Linked DNA regions of Homo sapiens: region 2 is linked to region 1. A link is an interaction called in ENCODE POLR2A ChIA-PET data of the cell type or tissue named here. Cell type or tissue: GM12878. All regions are shown on one strand. Links, peaks and the distances in the headings refer to the core of each region. The heading gives the core; the rest is flanking DNA.

Region 1 (4,392 bases), core at 71-4,070:
ATCCCAGCTACTTGGGAGGCTGAGGCAGGAGAATCTCTTGAACCCGGGAGGCGGAGGTTGCGGTGAGCTGAGATTGCGCCACTGCACTCCAGCCTGGGCAACAAGAGCAAAACTCAGTCTCAAAAAAAAAAAAAAAAAAAAAAGGAAGTTAGTTAAAGAACATCTGTGGGGACCACCTATGTTGTTCTGGGACTTTCTAGTGTTAGTGTAGGAGAATATCATGGTTTCTGTGGGGACAGGGGGTTCCCATTTCAGTGTGTTCCATCACCCTCCTCTATCCCTCTAAGAACATGGGAAAAGCCTCAGTGGTAGACAGGAACCTGCCATCAGTCCTTCCACTCTGAAGCACCCTTGCAGATGTACCAGATGGAAGTTGTCTTAAATGAGAAGAAAACTACTAAGTCCCTGGGCATTCCCTTTGTCCTCCAGCACCAGGTCCAGTCCTCAGGGAAAGTTTGTTCTTATTGAGAGTATTCCCAGAGATCTGAAAGGCCAGGGGGAAATTGCAGTGGAACAGACTGTCTTTCTCTTAAGGCATTTAAAAGTCATCCAGGGCTGGTTGAGGTAGCTCCCATCTGTAATCCCAGCACATTGAGAGACTGAGGCAGAAAGATCACTTGAGCTCAGGAGTTTGAGACCAGCCTAGGCAACAGATTGAAACACTGCCTCTATGACAAAAGAAATTGGCTGAGTGTGGTGGTGCACACCTGTAGTCCCAGCTACTTAGGAGGCCGAGGCAAGAGAATTGCTTGAGCCTCAGAGGTCAACAGAGCAAGATTCTTGTCTCAAAAAAATAAAAATAAAAAATAAAAGTCCTCCCACTCTCATGCAAAAGCCAACAAACCACAATAATAAAAAAGAATTTTTCCTGAATATTCCTGGTTCACTCTCAGGCCCTGACATCCCCGGAACTTACCTAACATGATATTTTCATAAAACAACTAAATTTTTATGTTCTTGTGCCAAGAAGATTCAGATCTATAAGGCTGCTTTAAAGGTGTTATCTGTCTTTTCATTTTGCTTCGCCTCTAAAAGATTTCTGTATTTTTCCTCTGGTTTAAACATTTTAGGAAATTTTATATTTAAACATTTCTTCCTCTCAGACGGGCGGGCTTGTCCATGCTTTTCAGCGGGTTGAGTCACTCCAGGACTACCCGCTCTGCGCCAGGTCCTCAGGAGAGTGCTGCCGGGGCTGCCTGGCAGACTAGTTCCACCTCGGTCCGCAGGGAGGCTGCATTTTAGGGTTGGTTACTAGACTGCACAGTGATGACCCCTTTCAGTACATTTTCCCCAGCTTTGTCTCCCTCCTTAACACTAAGATGTAGAAACAACAGCCTTAACATCAGGTTATCCCATCTGATTTTTGGCTTGGTGCAAACACAGAGCACCTAAAGGTGAATTACACAAGGAAATGGAACACCTTCGCCTGGAAGGTTGACTCCTGCACTTGGCTGTTGGCATTTCATGCATTCAACAAACATTTAGGATGTGCTCATTTTGAGCCAGGCTCTGTGATAGGGTGGGGAATACAGAAATAAAAAGGCCCTGTGCTGTCCTCAGTGAGCTTCCACTCTGGTGAGATAAATGCAGTGCAGTACAGTAACAGCTCTGATACTGAAGCATCTGGAAGGACTTGGGTCCAGCCTCTTGGCAAGTTCTCCTGGAGGAACTAACATTTGACCTATGATTGACATGGACTTTGGAGATGAATAGAGGTTAACCAGAGAAGATGGGAGTTGCCATTGGGGGGTTGGGGCAGAGAGTGAGGGAAAGTGTCAGCCCTGGTGGGTGCTACCTGGAGGAGGTTGCTGAGTATTGGAAGGCCCAAGGAGGCCAGAGACCAAAAAGTGTCCTGGGGACTGCAGGGTAAAAGGACCTGCTTTAGGTTAGGTAGCATTTGTTAAAACTTTTCGGACAGTTTAATTTTGAGCATGTGCCAACAGTTTGTTTTAGCTTTGCAATGCAAGGAGAGAGTCCTGCAGTAGGCACATTCAATGATTCGCTCTTGGTAGGGACATTAAGGGAAGAAAGTGATTAAATATCATCATTGAAACGAATGTCTGGTTAAAAACCTCTACACTCTGATAGTTGACAGTCAGCCGGGTAGATGGTAATGAGTTGCCCAGAGCAAGTCTTAATTTCCTTAAAGTTCATTTAGGAAATTGCATTAGAAAAAAAGCAAGCTTTTTTTTTTTTTTTTCCCTGGAATGCTGTTCATTTCTTCCTAGTAGGATACTGTGAATTTTCTAGCAGACCACTTGGTTCTATTCCAGACCAGGTACGGAACAGTTTTTCTTTGACAATTTTGAGATTACAGTGGAATGCAATCAAGTTTTTCAAGGACCTACCTGGTGAAGAGCTTTCTAAACTAAGCTGAGAGGAACTTGGGTTTTCATCCTGAGGGCAGTGTGGAAGCCAGGGAGGGAATTCATTTAAGTGGAGGAAAATCTCGACCATCCTTGTAGGGAGTGGATTAGCTGCAGTGTGAGGTTGGAGCAGTGGGAATAGTAGTTGGCAGAAAAGTTTAGTTATCCTGGGGAGAAATGATGAGGGCTTTGAGTTTTTTTGTTTTTTGTTTTTTGTCTTTTTTTTGAGATGGAGTCTTGCTCTGTTGCCTAGGCTTGATTGAGTGCAGTGGCACAATCTCGGCTCACTGCAACCTCCGCCTCCTGGGTTCAAGCAATTCTCCTGCCTCAGCCTCCCAAATAGCTGGGATTACAGGCGCATCCCACCATGCCCAGCTAATTTTTGTATTTTTAGTAGAGACAGTATTTCACCATGTTAGCCAGGCTGGTCTCAAAGTCCTGACCTCAAGTGATCCACCTGCCTTGGCCTCTCAAAGTGCTGGGAATACAGGCAAGAGCCACACCGTGCCCAGCCTGAGAGCCTTGAGTTCTGATCTGTCTTTTCCTCTCCTACTCAAACTCCTCTACCCCGAGGCAGAAGCATAGCTGGGGGGATGGAGGTGGAAATTGGTTGTTGCTTTTCCTCCAGAAGAGTTGGTTCAAAATTTTTAAATTTAAAGTAAATGATGGTAAGATCATGATGCAAGGATGTTAGAGGAAGCAGCCAGACTTTGAGATCAGGGCTGAGAGAAAGTAGTCAAAGGCCTTCTGCTGAGTGTACTCTGCCTCCAGCCACTGAGCCCACTTGCCCCATCTCTGTCTTTCCCGGGCCTGCTCACGTCTCTAGCCTCAGGCACTGCTTCAGAACCACAGTACCATCTGGCCTGGGTGTTCTGGCTGTTCTCAGTATTTCTGCTCTCATTTGCTGGAATTATGCAACACTCGGTCCTTCCTCCGAGGGCCGCCAGATGAGCCTACTTCAGTGCATCTGCTGTGGTTAAAACAGAATCTTCTGAGATGCGTTTATGCTAAGTTGCATACATATTTGTGTATGGTGATCAGCCCTGTTTACTTGGCATACAGCAAAATAGATCTATGTTTTCTTGCCACTGTTCAGTGATGATGTCATGTCATTCTGGGCAGAGGTAGAGCCAGATTGTAAGAAAGGACAGGGAACCAGAGCTGGGGGCGGAGCTGGGGGCGGAGCTAGGGGTGATTTCTGCAGTGATTGGGGGGTTGCACCCCCTCTGACATTATTTTGCTTTGGTGTCTCCATGGTCTGCTTTCCCAGGTTCTTCTCTATTGTCTTTCATTATAATGTTTAATCACTACCATGTTAACATACTGCCATAAAATAACACTCCACAATTACCTGGTAACAGATAGTATGGGTATATTTGAAGACATGCATTTCTCTTCTGAATTTGCTGTGAGTAGGGACTTGGCCTTTTTAACTTTTATTTCCCTAAGAAACCTGTATTCAGAATAAATAATTATTCACCTCTTATGTTTTTTTTCGCATGTCATCCAGGTTGCAAAAATATCTGGCTTTAATAATTCCGGAGGACTTAGTTTTTGGGGAGCAAAGGTAGTGAGTCAAACCTGCAAGCTTAGAAAGGAGAATTCATTTGAGTTTCATCATTCGGTCTGGAGGTTTCCTAGGCAACCACTTATGTAGTAATTAAAAGATGAGGAACTAAAAAGGTATGTGCTCGGCAATTTTAATCCTCAAATGCAATCCTTGTCAGATTGAGATCACAGAAACAACAACTTAAAATAAGTAAATTAAAAAGGCCAACATTTAATTAAAGGACACACACTGTTATTAAGGGGGGTGTGTGTGTGCGTGTGTGTGTGTATGTGTGTGTGTTGCTTTATCTTTTTAATGCTCTGTCTTGGAAGGGAATGTTCATATATATATGTATATATTTTATACTCACCTATTTGGGAAAGCAGAAGTGAGGTTATCGCTTCAAGTGACTGCTTTAGCAGTGAGGTTGGTTATTATTGGTTCACGTGTTTGTATCTGAATGTGTTACCATCAGTA
Region 2 (4,392 bases), core at 317-4,316, 92 kb before region 1:
AGTTTGCTGATCTTTGGTATAACTAAATGATACAGGATGGCATAACATTTTAAATATTGTTTCAACTACATCTATTACTGTATTTCCTAAAATTTCCAGTTCAAGGACACTCTCTTTTATTATGTAGAAGAGCTCCACGTTCTTAGAACAGAGTCAAACATGTCCTTCTTTGATATTCTGTACAGCGGCCCTGATAGCAGCAACACTTTTTTTTTTTTTTTTTTTTTTTTTTTGAGACGGAGTCTCGCTGTTTCGCCCAGGCCGGACTGCAGTGGCGCTATCTCGGCTCACTGCAAGCTCCGCCTCCCGGGTTCACGCCGTTCTCCTGCCTCAGCCTCCCGAGTAGCTGGGACTACAGGCGCGGGCCACCACACCCGGCTAATTTTTTTTGTATTTTTAGTAGAGATGGGGTTTCACCGTGTTAGCCAGGATGGTCTCCATCTCCCGACCTCGTGATCCGCCCGCCTCGGCCTCTCAAAGTACTGGGATTACAGGCATGAGCCACCGCACCCGGCCCGCAGCAACACTTTAATGCAGAAACAATAACAGACTAAGAAGCTGGTGGTTTCTCTAAGAGGTTAGACGTCTCTTCCTGCCAGTAGTCACCTTTCTCTCTCATGGGAAACTGGGGCTGGGCAGCGTTATGAGTGATTACAGTGTATTACAGAACTGTAGTGGCACAGAAATGGATGCCCCCGTTTCCATCAACTCATTCAGGGTGATGTGGTGGAGTCATAGACGAGGAAAAGCAAATTGCCCTTTTCGTCATCACCTAGGACCTAAATAAAGATAAAAATGACTCAGATTGACCAGACACAGGTGAATATCACTTCTCAAAATGTTTTCTGAAGGTACTTACATGGCAACAATATGGTTCTGTGGGAGCCCCATCAATGTGTTAGCTCAAGAGTAAAACACAGGGAGCAGAAAGAACCTCCTTACATTTCCTAAGATCAAGCTGGGTTTGCAGTCAACTTCAAGGGAATCTGTTTTACTTATTTATTTTTTGAGACCCAAGCATAAATTCTACTGTCTTTCTGCATGTCTGCCTTTCTTGCCATGCATCTTTCTCTCTTTCTTCAATCTAACAAAAGTTTACTGATCATTTATTATGTGTGGGTCACAGGGCAAGCCCCAGGGAAACAAAAATAAATAATAAAATAATACTAACTCTCAAGGAGCTTAACGCTTACGAGAGAAACAAATTAAAATAATCTTTCTTGACCTTTTGGCAGTGTTTAACAAAGAGCTGATCCTCCTTAACAGATTCTTCTCTTGGTTTCCTTGGCCCCGTAGTCTCCTGGTTTCTGATTCTCAGTCTCCAGTGCCAGCTCTTTCTCTTCTTTTCAGTCTTAAATGATCAAGGATTAGACCTGGACCCACTTTTCTTTGAGTCTTTCTATCTACCCTCCTAGGCAATCTTCTTTCAAATTTATAAACCCAGTTCCAGCAGCTCTTATGAACCTCACACCCATATCTACAACTCTGCAGGGGACATCTGCACTTAGAACTTTTGATCTTCCCCTGTGTGATAGTCCATTCTTGCATTTCTTGCATTGCTATAAAGACATATCTGAGGCTGGGTAATTTTTTTTTTTTTTTTTTTTTTTTTTTTTTGAGACGGAGTCTTGCTCTGTCACTCAGGCTGGAGTGCAGTGGCGCGATCTCGGCTCACTGCAAGCTCCGCCCCCAGGGGTTCATGCTATTCCCCTGCCTCAGCCTCCCGAGTAGCTGGGACTGCAGGCACCCGCCACCACACCCAGCTAATTTTTTGTGTTTTTAGTAGAGACGAGGTTTCACCGTGTTCACCAGGATGGAGGCTGGGTAATTTTTAAAGAAAAGGAATTTAGTTGGTTCTTGGTTCTGCTGGCTGTACAAACGTGGTGCTGCATCTGTTTCTGATGAGAGTCTGGGGAAGCTGACATGGTTTGGCTCTGTATCCCCACCCAAATCTCATGTTGAATTGTAATTCCCAATGTTGGGGGAGGGACCTGGTAGGAGGTGACTGGATCATGGAGGCGGATTTCCCCCTTGCTGTTCATGTGATAGTGAGTGAGTTCTCACGAGATCTGTTGTTTGAAAGTGTGTGTAGCACTTCCCCCTTCACCCTGTCTTTTCTGTGCCAGCCATGTGAAGATGCGTTTGCTTCCCCTTTGCCTTCCTCCATTATTGTAAGTTTCCTGAGATCTCTCCAGCTATGCTTCCTGTACAGCTCCACAGAACCATGTGCCGATTAAAGCTCTTTTCTTTATAAATTATCCAGTCCCACATATGTCTTTATAACAGTGTGAGAACAGACTAATACAGAAAATTGATACCAGAATTGGGGTATTGCTATAAAGATATACAAAAATGTGGAAACAACTTTGGAACTGGGTAACGGGCAGAGGTTGGAACACTTTGGAGGGCTTAGAAGAAGACAGGAAGATGAGGGAAAGTTTGGAACTTCCTAGAGACTTGTTGAATGGTTGTGACCAAAATGCTGATAGTGATATGGACAGTGAAGTCCTGGCTGAGGTGGTCTCAGATGGAGATGAGGAATTTATTGGGAACTGGAGTGAAGGTCACTCTTGCTATGCTTTAGGAAAGAGATTGGTGGCATTATGCCCCTGCTCTCAAGATCTATGAAACTTTGAACTTCAGAGACATGATGTAGGGTATTTGGCAGAAAAATTTTCTTTTCTTTTTTCTTTTTTTTTTTTTTTTTGAGAGGGAGTCTTGCTCTGTCTCCCAGGCCGGAGTGCAGTGGCGTGATCTCAGCTCACTGCAAGCTCTGCCTCCTGGGTTCACGCCATTCTCTTGCCTCAGCCTCCCGAGTAGCTGGGACTACAGGCGCCCACCGCCACACCTGGCTAGTTTTTTTTTGTTTGTTTGTTTGTTTTTTTGTATTTTTAGTAGAGATGGGGTTTCACCGTTGTTAGCCAGGATGGTCTCGATCTTCTGACCTCGTGATCCACCCGCCTCGGCCTCCCAAAGTGCTGGGATTACAGGTGTGAGCCATTGCAACTGGCCTGACAGAAAAAATTTCTAAGCTGCAAAGCATTCAAGATATGGCCTGGCTGCTTCTTTTTTTTTTTTTTTTTTTGAGATGGAGTCTCACTCTGTCCCCCAGGCTGGAGTGCAGTGGCACGATCTCAGCTCATTGCAAGCTCCGCCTCCCAGGTTCACACCATTCTCCTGCCTCAGCCTCCCGAGTAGCTGGGACTACAGGCGCCTGCCAACACGTGGCCTGGCTGCTTCTAAAAGCCTATCCTCATTTGCATAAACAAAGAAATGACTTGAAACTAGAACTTATATTTAAAAAGAAAGCAGAGCATAAAAGTTTGGAAAATTTGCAGCCTGACCATGCAGCAGAAAAGAAAGCCCCATTTTCTGAGGAGGAATTTAAGGCTGCAGAAATTTGCATAAGTAAAGAAGAGCCAAATGTGAATAGCCAAGACAAGGCAGAAAGCATCCCAGCCACTCCAGCTCCAGCCATGGCTAAAAGGGGCCAAGGTGCAGCTCAGGCCATTGCTTCAGAGGGTGTAAGCCCCAAGTTTTGGTGGCTTCCATGTGGTGTTGGGCCTGTGGGTGCACAGAAGGCAAGAATCAAGGTTTGGGAGTCTCTGCATAGATTTCAGAGGATGCACGGAAATGTCTGGATGTCCAGGCAGAAGTCTGCTGTGGAAATAGAGCCCTCATTGAGAACCTCTACTAGGGTAGTGTGGGGGGGAAATGTGGAGTTGGAGCCCCCACACAAAGTCCCCACTAGAGCACTGACTAATGGAGCTGTAAGAAAAGGGCCACTGTCCTCCAGATCCCAGAATGATAGATCCACTGATAGCTTGCACTATGCCCTGGAAAAGCCACAGCCATTCAACACCAGCCCATGAAAGCAGCTGCAGGGGATGTATGCTGCAGAGCCACAGTGGTGGAGCTGCCCAAGGCCTTGGGAGCCCACCGCTTGCATCGGTGTGGCCTGGATGTGAGACATGGAGTCAAAGGAGATTATTTTAGAGCTTTAAGATTTAATGCTGCCCTCTGGAGTTCTGGACTTGCATGGGGCCTATAGCCCCTTTGTTTTGGCCAATTTCTCCATTTTGGAATGGCAGTATTTACCCAATGCTTGTACCCCCATCGTATCTTGGAAGTAACTAACTTGTTTTTGATTTTACAGGCTCATAGGCAGAAGAAACTTGCATTGTCTCAGATGAGATATTGGACTTAAACTTTTAAGTTAATGCTGGAATGAGTTAAGACTTTGAGGGACTGTTTGGAAGGCATGATTGGGTTTTGAAATGTGAGAAGGACATGAAATGTGGGAGGGGCCAGGATGGAATGCTATGGTTTGGCTCTGTGTCCTCACCCAAAACTCATGTTGAATTGTAATTCCCAATGTTAGGGCAGGGACCT

The links. Peaks named below come from ENCODE experiments on the same cell type or tissue, not always from the same donor. Only the 100,000 strongest peaks of a DNase experiment are listed, where the experiment ranks them.
Region 2: POLR2A ChIA-PET joins it to region 1 with 5 read pairs; 2 of 35 experiments call an interaction of 5 or more read pairs at or near these places.

Annotation. Positions count from the first base shown.
Region 1 is chr7:131,026,497-131,030,888 of GRCh38, reverse strand. All of the region lies in intron 3 of LINC-PINT (long intergenic non-protein coding RNA, p53 induced transcript), which reads left to right. Among named protein-coding and RNA genes, the nearest start is that of LINC-PINT, 81 kb to the left of the region's middle. RefSeq lists an enhancer at 3,310-3,449. In GM12878, for the core only: no CTCF peak of the experiment used is centred there; no DNase peak of the experiment used is centred there; H3K27ac peaks cover 3,659 bases.
Region 2 is chr7:131,118,864-131,123,255 of GRCh38, reverse strand. It overlaps a transcript of MKLN1 not described here. Among named protein-coding and RNA genes, the nearest start is that of LINC-PINT, 11 kb to the right of the region's middle. In GM12878, for the core only: no CTCF peak of the experiment used is centred there; no DNase peak of the experiment used is centred there; H3K27ac peaks cover 530 bases.